2 separate regions of the Homo sapiens genome follow, and region 1 is linked to region 2. A link is an interaction called in ENCODE POLR2A ChIA-PET data of the cell type or tissue named here. Cell type or tissue: MCF 10A. All regions are shown on one strand. Each heading gives the region's core, and the rest is flanking DNA. Links, peaks and the distances in the headings are about the cores only.

The links. ChIA-PET counts read pairs that join two places held together with the same protein. Peaks named below come from ENCODE experiments on the same cell type or tissue, not always from the same donor. Only the 100,000 strongest peaks of a DNase experiment are listed, where the experiment ranks them.
Region 1: POLR2A ChIA-PET joins it to region 2 with 6 read pairs; 3 of 35 experiments call an interaction of 5 or more read pairs at or near these places.

Annotation. Positions count from the first base shown.
Region 1 is chr1:9,887,762-9,893,086 of GRCh38, forward strand. The region is part of intron 1 of CTNNBIP1 (catenin beta interacting protein 1); the gene reads right to left. Among named protein-coding and RNA genes, the nearest start is that of CTNNBIP1, 20 kb to the right of the region's middle. In MCF 10A, for the core only: no CTCF peak of the experiment used is centred there; DNase peaks (open chromatin) are centred at 2,780 and 3,540.
Region 2 is chr1:9,764,803-9,770,174 of GRCh38, forward strand. The region is part of intron 2 of CLSTN1 (calsyntenin 1); the gene reads right to left. Among named protein-coding and RNA genes, the nearest start is that of CLSTN1, 56 kb to the right of the region's middle. RefSeq lists a silencer at 3,215-3,415. In MCF 10A, for the core only: no CTCF peak of the experiment used is centred there; DNase peaks (open chromatin) are centred at 1,209 and 2,109.

The DNA.
Region 1 (5,325 bases), core at 326-5,325, 120 kb after region 2:
CAACCCACTGCCAATCAGAGATTAATTCGAAAATAAGGCTTACAATTATTATATACCAATAGAAATTAATTAATTATTTTTGAGATGGAGTCTCACACCGTCACCCAGGCTGGAGTGCAGTGGTGCGATCTCAGCTCACTGCAACCTCCGCCTCCCGGGTTCAAGTGATTATCCTGCCTCAGCCTCCTAATAGCTGGGATTACAGGCACCCACCACCACACCCAGCTAATTTTTGTATTCTTAGTAAAGACGGGGTTTCACCATGTTGGCTAGGCTGGTCTTGAAATCCTAACCTCAAGTGATCCACCTGCCTCAGCCTCCCAAAGTGCTGGAATTACAGGCATGAGCCACCACACCCCGCTAATTAATTTTTAAAAAGAAAATATGGTCTGGGCACAGTGGCTCATGCCTGTAATCCCAACGCTTTGGGAGGCTGAGGTGGGAGTATCACTTGAGGCCAGGAGTTTGAGCCTGGGCAACAAGGTGAAACCCCATCTCTACAAAAAATAAAAAAAAAAATTTAAAAGCTGGGCATGGTGGCCGGGCGCGGTGGCTCATGCCTGTAATCCCAGCACTTTGGGAGGCTGAGGTGCGCGGATCACCTGAGGTCAGGAGTTCAAGACCAGCCTGGCAAACATGGTGAAACCCCGTCTCTACTAAAAAATACCAAAAATTAGCTGGGTGTGAGGCTGAGGCAGGAGAATCGCTTGAGCCCAGGAGGCAGAGACTGCAGTGAGCCGAGATCGCGCCACTGCACTCCAGCCTGGGTGACAGAGCAAGACTGCCTCAAAAAAAAAAAAAATTAAGAAATGGTAATGTAAGGCGATGGGGAGAGGCCCTGCATCTGTCTACACACAGTGCCATCTGCATCGCATCCCAGACCACCCCATGTTAGCCACAGCTAGCCCTCCTCCAGTGGGGGCAGCCATGAAGCCCAAATGCAGGAGGACCCTTTCCTCTCTGGCTACAGGTCTGCTGCCGTGGGAGTGATTCTGGAATTCTCAACAGTTTGCCCTATGCACACTCCGAGATCAGAGTAGCCCGCCTGTCCCCTTCACAGCAGTGCCGTGCACGCTGTTCCAGGTCCAGAGCTCTCTGATGAAGGCCCTTTCGGAAGGTTCTGGGAGCATTTAAATCAAATCCACCTGACCTCATTCAATACAGCCCCGCAATGGCCAGAATGCAATGCTGCACCCAGCTGAGCCGCCTACCTACTGCAGGAAAGGTACTGACACGGCAACCAGGCTGGGAGGGAGGCGCCTGGAACCACTGGGGCATCCTCCTTTCTATGAAGGGGCTCCTGTTCAGAGCAAGCTCTGCAGGCCACCAGCAGGCATGCCACACACACCAAAGTGCTCCAGCACAGGCACAAACCTGCCTGGAGACAGCTTCCCCAGGACCTGCACGCTGGACAGGAAGCAAAAAGAAAGGGCTCCTTCTGTCCCTCCCACGCACTGAGGCAGGCGGTCAGATCCAAGCTTACCCTCATATTCCCTCTACAGCCGTGGCTCTCAATGGGGGCGATTCTGCCCCACGGCAGAAATGTGGCAATATCTAGAGACATTTTTGATTGTCACGACTAGTAGGGTCCTGCTGGGTAGAGGCCAGGATCAGTGCCCACCACCAATAATTATCCAGCCCCACGTCTGGAGAGCTGAGTGAGAAGCCCTACTAGGGGGCCATCTCGGAGCTGCCGATTGCACCAGGCTCCCTCCACATCTCTGGGCCTCTGCATCTGCTATGCTTTCCACCTAGAACTTCCTTCCCTCCCTGATTCCTGAGACCAAGCCTCACAGATGTTCTCTGCTCTACAACACCTTCTCTGGGCTGCCTCGAGGCCTGTGTCTGCACATCCGCCTGCATTTCCTCTTCTCGCATCACCGCCCCAACACTGTACCTGGATATCTGAGAAATGTTCACCACCAGACTGGAAGCTCTTTGAGGACAGACCGGGGGTGGTTTTAAGGCCTTTATAGGCCCCAGGGAACCTTATTCTCAGAGACATACTAAAACAAACCCACATCTCTTATTAAATGTAATCCTCACGTAACTCACAAGAGTAGAGGGAGTGATATATTTTTTTCCCACATGGCCAATATTTTTGTGGACCCTAGAAAAACTTGTAAGGCTCTGTGCTGAAGAATCTGGACAGGTGAGACACCACTGCTAGCCACAACTGGGGCTCCTCGAGTGGTGAAGTGAATGGGAACCATGAAGGAAGTGCCCCCCAGCCTTTGCATGGCCTCACTTCAGATAATCCTAACACACCAAGGAGCTGGAGGAACCTGCATGTTCCTATAACTGGATTGGCATGAGGCATCTGTTTACATCTTCTGGTTTAAAATATTTATCCTTGTGATTCTGGCCCAGATCTCGTTGTCTCTCCAGTCCTGAATTGAGTGAAACCCACCTTTTTACAGAGGCAAGAGTACCTGGCAGGCCTGCTCTGACAGCCTCTTGAAATTCAGCTGAAAACAATGCAAACAGGAAGGCATGTGGAGCCTGAGGAAGTTTCCTTGGCTGCCCCAGAACACTGAAGATCCTGGGCTATGTCTTCAGGCTCTACTGTTCTAACCAAGGGGACGTGCTGGTGGAGGTTTTCTCTCTGCACAGTGGGGGGACAAGGACAGAAGAAAAGAAAGGCATCTTTCGGCTTAATTTTAAAAGAGGTTCTTTTTTCTTCCCAGAGAACAGCTGGAGCCCTGGAACCTGGCCAAGTCAGAGCCTGAGACCTGAAGTCAGGAACCAGCACGCCTACAAAATCCAGCCACGGATCTTCCTTTAATTCAGTCTGACTCATTACCTTCAGCCTCTGGCAGGTTCCAGAGGGGTTACTAATGCAGAATCCAGAGCCTTCTTCTATTTATAAGCCAATGGAAGGGCTGGAATCCTAGCTCTTGCATGGGTACAAGCGCCCCCTCACTCCTGGGTATGAGGCCTCCCAGGCCTGACCGACCTTCCCCATGGGCTGTGCACCTGGCAGGAAGCTTCCTGAGCAAAGGCATCAAAAGATCCTCTGTGTCAACTGGAGGTAGAGGAACGCTTTTTCTCTCCTGGGACACCAGAGAGATCCCCAGCAAGCTGACTAAGTCCCCAAAAGGCAAATTAATTTGCATTTCTGTCAGGAAGGGACCACTTCCAGACCTAGTAATTCCAGGGATGGAGCCTGGCCCAGAGGTTCTGGAGAGCATGGGTCACCTCCAGAGAGTGCGGGTCACCTCCAGAGAGTGCGATCAGACTGGAAATTTTGACCTATGGAAGCTCCATCAATCCCGCTGTCAAAAGCTATGCCAGCTCTTTGCAGGGTCACAGCTTAAAATTTTAATTACATTAGGAAATTTAAAAGTACTTCAAGAAGAAAGGGGGAAAACTGACACAGTGCTATTTTTGGCGGGGGTGGGGGGCACTCACGTTTCTCCACAAGGTACATAAGGTCCCTTCACTCTGAACCACACTGACATGTTCACGCCACCCCATTCCCACAAGGACAAGCCTCATCCTCAGAGGCAGGCCTGGGCATGGCCCGGCCCTCCCATTGCCTGAGGGTCACCCAGATCTTCTCAACAGGCACCTCTCTCTCCAGCTCTTCTCCCCTTGCCCCATTCCCTCCATAGCTTTCCCTCATTAAAGCCTCTATAATTGGTTCAAACAAACAAGCTTCCTGAACTGAGTTTGCTGCATCCCCTCAGAATCCCAGGGCTGGGAAAGCCTCCAGCTTCCTGTGGTGAGGATTAGGTCATTAAATCAATTGGATCGGCTGCAGGACTGTGCCCCCGGAAGCAGCCCCCTCCTCACCACCCGGCTCTGGGGATGGTCATCCTCAGGACCTGGCTGAGAGACCCCAGGTGCAGCCTCCTGGGGAAACGCTTCCCAATCAAACTCTTCGGAAAATAAGTTTTGTTGGGCACAGTGGCAAATGCCTGTAATCCCAGCACTTTGGGAGACTGAGGTAGGAGAATTGCTTGAGGCCTGGACTTCAAAACCAGCCTGGGCAATAAAGTAAGACCCCATCTCTTTAAATTTTTTTTTTTTTTTTTTTTTTTTTTTTTGGAGATGGGGTCTCGCTCTTTCCCTCTGTCGCCCAGGCTGGAGTGCAGTGGCGCAATCTCGTTTCACTGCAACCTCTGCCTTCCAGTCTCAGGTGATTCTCCTGCCTCGGCCTCCCGAGTAGTTGGGACTACAGGTGCGTGCCACCATGTCCAGCTAATTTTATTTTGTATTTTTAGTAGGGACAGGGTTTTGCCATGTTGGCCAGGCTGGTCTCAAAATCCTGACCTCATGTGATCTGCCTACCTCAGCCTCCCAAAGTGCTGGCATTATAGACATGAGCCACCGAGCCTGGCTTCTACAAAAAATCTTTAAAAGATTAGCTGGGTGCAGCCTGGGCGCGGTGGCTCACGCCTCTAATCCCAGCACTTTGGGAAGCTGAGGCGGGCGGATCATGAGGTCAGGAGATCAAGACCATCCTGGCTAACACGGTGAAACCCCGTCTCTACTAAAAATACAAAAAATTAGCCAGGCGTGGTGGTGGGTGCCTGTGGTCCCAGCTACTCGGGAGGCTGAGGCAGGAGAATGGCGTGAACCCGGGAGGCAGAGCTTGGAGTGAGCCGAGATCGCGCCACTGCATTCCAGCCTGGGGGACAGAGCGAGACTCCGTCTAAAAAAAAAAAAAAAAAAAGATTAGCTGGGTGTGCAGTGGCTTGCACCTGTAGGCCCAGTTACTTGGGAGGCTGAGGTGGGAGGATCCCAAGAGCCCAGGAGTCTGAGGTTGCAGTGAGCTATGATCACACCACTGCACCCCAGCCTGGGCAACAGAGCGAGACTGTCTCAAAAAAAAAAAAAGAAAAGAAGTTTTAAGGCCACTGCCTCTTTCCAACAGGCTGTCAGCATAAAGGTATGTGTTAATTTGCATAAAGATATAGGTGTATCTGTTTACTTCGCAAATACACCCATCTGTGCTACAGAGGCCAGGGTTCCTGGCTCCACGCATCACGTGAGCCACACTGCTTGCTTGTTTGGGTGATTGCTTCTGCTCTACTAAGCAGGAGGCGACCTTCCTGATCCTTTCCCCTCCAGCTACCTCGGAACAAAACATAATCCAAGGAAGGAGGAAACCTCCCCCTAAGAGGCTGTTGAGGACTCAGTTTCCTTCCTCTCCAAATGTTTAACAAGCCAATAATCAAAATCAACAATGCTTTAAACAAAGACCCCTTCAGAATCTCCCATGTGTTTATCCCATTAACTTACTGTGGGAAACGGTATCGGGACAAAAACTCCTGATGGGTCACAAGGCCTTGTCCAGTCTGAAGGCAAGGACAGTGGCAG
Region 2 (5,372 bases), core at 105-5,104:
TTACCCACATTATCAGTGGCTTTGAAAACAGGAACCAACTTTTACACTTTTTTTTATCATCTCTGGAAAACCTAGCATAGCTACCTAGTATTTAATCATTACTGATCCCAAACTCTTCCTGGGTGGTGTCTACATCCAAAATGGGTCCATTCAAGTCAATCACGGTTAATAAGAAGCACCTGTCCTAACATTCAGCTACTTACTTAAAATTGTTACTCAATGCATTATTGCCTTCGATTAAGCTGAAGCATGTGAAATGTCATTTTTTTTTCAAATACCTTAATATTTCAACATTTAAAAAAATTGGGCCAGGCGCAGTGGCTCAGGCCTGTAATCCCAGCACTTTGGGAGGCAGGCAGATCAACTGAGGTCAGGAGTTCAAGACCAGCCTGACCAACATGGAGAAACCCCATCTCTACTAAAAATACAAAATTAGCCGGGCGTGGTGGCGGGCGCCTGCAATCCCAGCTACTCGGGAGACTGATACAGGAGAATCGCTTGAACCCAGGAGGCGGAGGTTGCGGTGAGCTGAGATCGCGTCATTGCACTATAGCCTGGGCGACAAGAGCGAGACTCCATCTCAGAAAAAAGAAAAAATTGGCCTGGTGCGGTGGCTCAATCCTGTAATCCTAGCACTTTAGGAGGCTGAGGCAGGGGGATCTTGAGGTCAAGAGTTTGAGACCAGCCTGGCCAATATGGTGAAACCCTGTCTCTACTAAAAATACAAAAATTAGCCGAAATCACTTGAACCCGGGAAACGGAGACTCCATCTCAAAAAAAGAAAAAAAAAAATGGAGGCCAGGCGCCGTTGCTCCACCTGTAATCCCAGCACTCTGGGAGACTGAGGCAGGTGGATCACCTGAGGTCAGCAGTTTGCGGCCAGCCTGGCCAACAAAGCGGAACCCTCCCTCTACTAAAAATACAAAAATTAGCCGGGCGTGGTGGCGGCGGGCGCCTGTAATCCCAGCTACTCAGGAGGCTGAGGCAGGAGAATCGCTTGAACCCGGGAGGTTGCAGTGAGCCAAGATCGCGCCACTGCACTCCAGCCTGGGCGACACAGCGAGACTCTGTCTCAAAAAAAAAAGGCAATTTCATGCAGGTCAACCAATTCACTGCTGCAAGCACAAGGTCAGCTCAGTTACATGTGCTAAAAAAGCAAAACTGGGCAGTGAAATGCAGCAGTTAACCCCACTGGCCACCCTCAGGGCATGTGAATCACATTCATAACAAAGAATACAGACAAGAGTATCACAGGGCTCCTCGGTGGGCTCTAACTGACTATCAATGAAAACTAAGTTCCCATTCTTGCCCTGAAACTTCTTTTGGATTCTATTTGTATCATTATGGTTCAACCAATCTTGTAAAACATCCATACTTAATCTGGAAAAGCAGGAAAGAGATTGCTAGAACACCACCACCTCCTAGAAGGAGGAGCTCTGAAGAGGAAACAAGAAGAGGAGGCACGGCTTCTGACAAGAACAGAATGCATCATCTTCAAGGCCCCAACCCTGTGGCCCACACATGAGGCTCAAGCTGGTAACTCTCCACGAAATATATAAAATGTAAACAAAATAGGCCGGGCGCGGTGGCTCACGCCTGTAATCCCAGCACTTTAGGAGGCCAAGGCGGAGGATCACTTGAGGCCAGGAGTTCGAGACCAGCCTGGCCAACATGGTGAAACCCCGTCTCTATTATAAATACAAAACATTAGCTGGCTCGTGGTGGTGCACGCCTGTGATCCCAGCTACTCGAGAGGCTGAGGCATGAGAATTGCTTGAACCCGGAAGGCAGAGGTTGCAGTGAGCCGAGATCGCGCCACTGCACTCCAGCCTGGGTGACAGAGCGAGACCCTGTCTCAAAAATAAATAGATAAATAATAAAATACAAAAATTGTTTTCTGACCCATGACTACTCAGGCTTTCAGCAGATTAAAGAGAAGGCGCAGAACAAGAAACTGAATCATTTAAATTTCCTAAAACACTTGACAAATACCAAGACTCTGTATCAGAATTTCACCCCAAGGAAACAATCCGGGCGAGACTGGATCTTCATTGTGAATGTCTGATTAGTGATGACTTACAAGGAGCTTCAATGACTAAGCTCCCAGCATTGCATGTGCATTCATTTCAGAGCTCTAACAAGTGAACTCCTGTGGCTACCCACACACACATGCCTTGTAGTGGGATCACACTATGAACTGGAATGTTCACACAGTGAGCTGGGCCCAGAGGCGGCTCTGTCACTTATGAGCTGTGTGATCCTGGGTAAACTCATCTCCTCCCTCTACAAATATCTATGGAGTGACTGTGTTCCAGGCACTGACGGAGGTTTTGGGGATAAAATGGAAAACAAAGTAGCTTCTCCTGCTGTCACGCAGCTGGCAGACACGCTGAGCCTGGTTCCTCACCTGGAGAACAGGGACAGTGGGCATGTCTACTGCGTAAGATTGGAGAAGAGAGGCTGGGCGCAGTGGCTCACGCCTGTAATCCCAGCATTTTGGGAGGCCGAGGCGGGCAGACTGCCTGAGCTCAGGAGTTCGTAACCAGCCTGGGGAACACGGTAAAACCCCGTCTCTAATAAAAATTACAAAAAATTAGCCAGGCATGGTGGCATGCACTTGTAGTCCCAGCTACTCGGGAGGCTGAGGCAGGAGAATTGCTTGAACCCAGGAGGCGGAGGTTGCAGTGAGCCGAGATAGCACCACTGCACTCCAGCCTGGGCAACAGAGCAAGACTCCATCTCAAAAAAAAAAAAAAAACCTGCTGAAAAGAATCGGAGAAAGTAACCCACACCGGGCCCTCAGAGCAACCTCTGCCACACTGCAGGCACTCAATAAACGTTAGATGCCACCACCATCACCACCCTCCTCCTCAACATGGTGCGAAATTAAACTCAATGTCATCACCCAAATCAATCTAAGATGAAAATAAGGCTCCAGGTCTAGCCTCTGTCTTATCCAAAAAATACTTAAGAAAGTCTGTAAGAAAATGCAACACTATAACGACTTTTGTAGAAAGATGAAAAAATATTTCTCACAAAATGTTAAGTGAAAAAATATTTTTAAAAGATTCTATTAGTAGTAATAACAGCAGCGGCAAATACTGTAGGTGGTAATTACTGTACCACCCACTGTTTAAAGCTCTTCACACGTATGAATAAAGAAGCTAACATTCCCCCAAACCAATGAGGTCTGTGACATTAATGAGGTCTGTGACATCTTATCCTTTTACAAATGATGAAATGGAGGCACAGAAAGGGTAAGTAATTTGCCTAAGGCCACACAGCCAATAAGTAGCAGAGCTACGATTCACTCACTGGTCCCTCGGCTCTAGGGTCTCTGTTCCTGACCTCCCTTGCTCAGTCTCATAGGGTCCTGTTCTGTGCTGGGTGGCACCATGGGGGCGGGGTTGTCCTGGACGGCACCATGGGGGCGGGGTTCTGTGTTCGGTAGCACCATAGGGATGGGGTTCTATGTTGGGCAAGATCATGGGGGCGGGGTTCTGTGCTGGGCGGCACCATGGGGGCGGAGTTCTATGTTGGGCGGCACCATGGGGGCGGGATTCTGTGTTGGGCGGCACCATGGGGGCGGGATTCTGTGTTGGGCGGCACCGGGGGGCGGGGTTCTGTGCTGGGCGGCACCAGGGGGGCGGGGTTCTGTGTTGAGCGGCACAATGGGGGTGGGGTTCTGTGCTGGGTGGCACCATGGGGTTGGCGATCTGTGTTGGGTGGCACCATGGGGGCGGGGTTCTGTGCTGGGTGGCACCATGGGGGCGGGGTTCTGTGCTGGGTGGCACCATGGGGGCGGGGTTCTGTGTTGGGTGACACCATGGGGGCAGGGTTCTGTGTTGGGTGGTATCATGGGGGCGGGGTTCTGTTAGGTGGCACCATGGGGGTGGGGTTCTGTGCTGGGTGGCACCATGGGGGTGGGGTTGTGTTGGGTGGCATCATGGGGGCGGGGTTCTGTGTTGGGTGACACCATGGGGGCGGGGTTCTGTGTTAGGTGGCACTATGGGGGCGGGGTTCTGTGTTGGGTGGCACCACGGGGGTGGGGTTCTGTGTTGGGTGGCACCAAAGCAACAGAAGAGGGAGGGAGGGAGGAAGCAACACAGGGAGAAAGTAAAGGAGAAAGGGAAAGAGGGAGGGAGGGAGGGAGGAAAAGGGGGAAGGAGGGAAGAAGGGATGGAAGGAGTGAGGGAGGGGGGAACAGAAGGAGGGAATGAGGGAGAGAGGGAGAAAGGGGAAAAGGGAGGGAGGGAGAGGGAGGGAGAGAGGAAGGAAAGGACAGAGGGAGGAAGCGAAGGAGGGAAGGAGAGAGAGAGGAAGGAAATGAGAGGGAGAGAGGGAGGGAGGAAGGGAGGGAAGGAAGGAGGGAGGGAGGTAAGGAGGGATACGGCTGCAGGTCAGGTGCTCCCTCCCCCCCATGCAGCTGCCCACTCCTCCAGCAGAGGACCCCACGCTTCAGTCAAGGGGATCAGTTGCACTCCTGTGTGTATACTAAAGGACTGAAAACCTATGTCCACACAAAGACCTGTACAGGAATGTTCACAGCAGCATGACCCATAATAGCCAAAAAGTAGAAGCAACTCAAATGTCCATCAGTGGATGAACAGAGAAACAAAATGTGATCTACTCATAGAATGAAATAATATCCAGCAACAAAAAAAGGAATGAGGGGCTGCTAGGCACCTAACACAGGTAAACTGTGAAATCACCATGCTGGGAGACGCCCATCACAAAAAGCCGTACAGTGCATTTACATGATTATCCAGAATAGAGAAATCTGTAGTGGTAGCCAGGGCTTGGGAGTGAAGGAGACTGAGGGATGAGTGCCACTTGGTGCAAGGGTTCCTTTTTGGGGTGATGAAAATGTTCTGGAGTTAGACAGTGGTTGGCAGGTGCATGGTTTTTGGAACATTCTAAAACTCAATGAGCTGTACACTTTAAAAGGGTGATTTTTTGGCAGGGCGCGGTGGCTCACGCCTATAATCCCAGCATTTTGGGAAGCCGAGGCAGGCAGATCACGAGGTCAGGAGATTGAGACCACGGTGAAACCCCATCTCTACTAAAAATACAAAAAATTAGCCGGGCGCGGTGGCGGACTCCTGTAGTCCCAGCTAATCGGGAGGCTGAGGCAGGAGAATGGCGTGAACCCGGGAGGCAGAGCTTGCAGTGAGCCGAGATCGCGCCACTGCACCCCAGCCTGGGCGACAGAGTGAGACTCCGTCTCAAAAAAAAAAAAAAAGGGTGATTTTTGTGGCATATGAATTATCTCCAAAAAAGAAAAAAGAAAGAAAAAATATTATATGAGTAACTGTGCTTCCCCCATGAAAATATCCAAAAGGAAAATATTGACTTATCTATCCACTATGGCA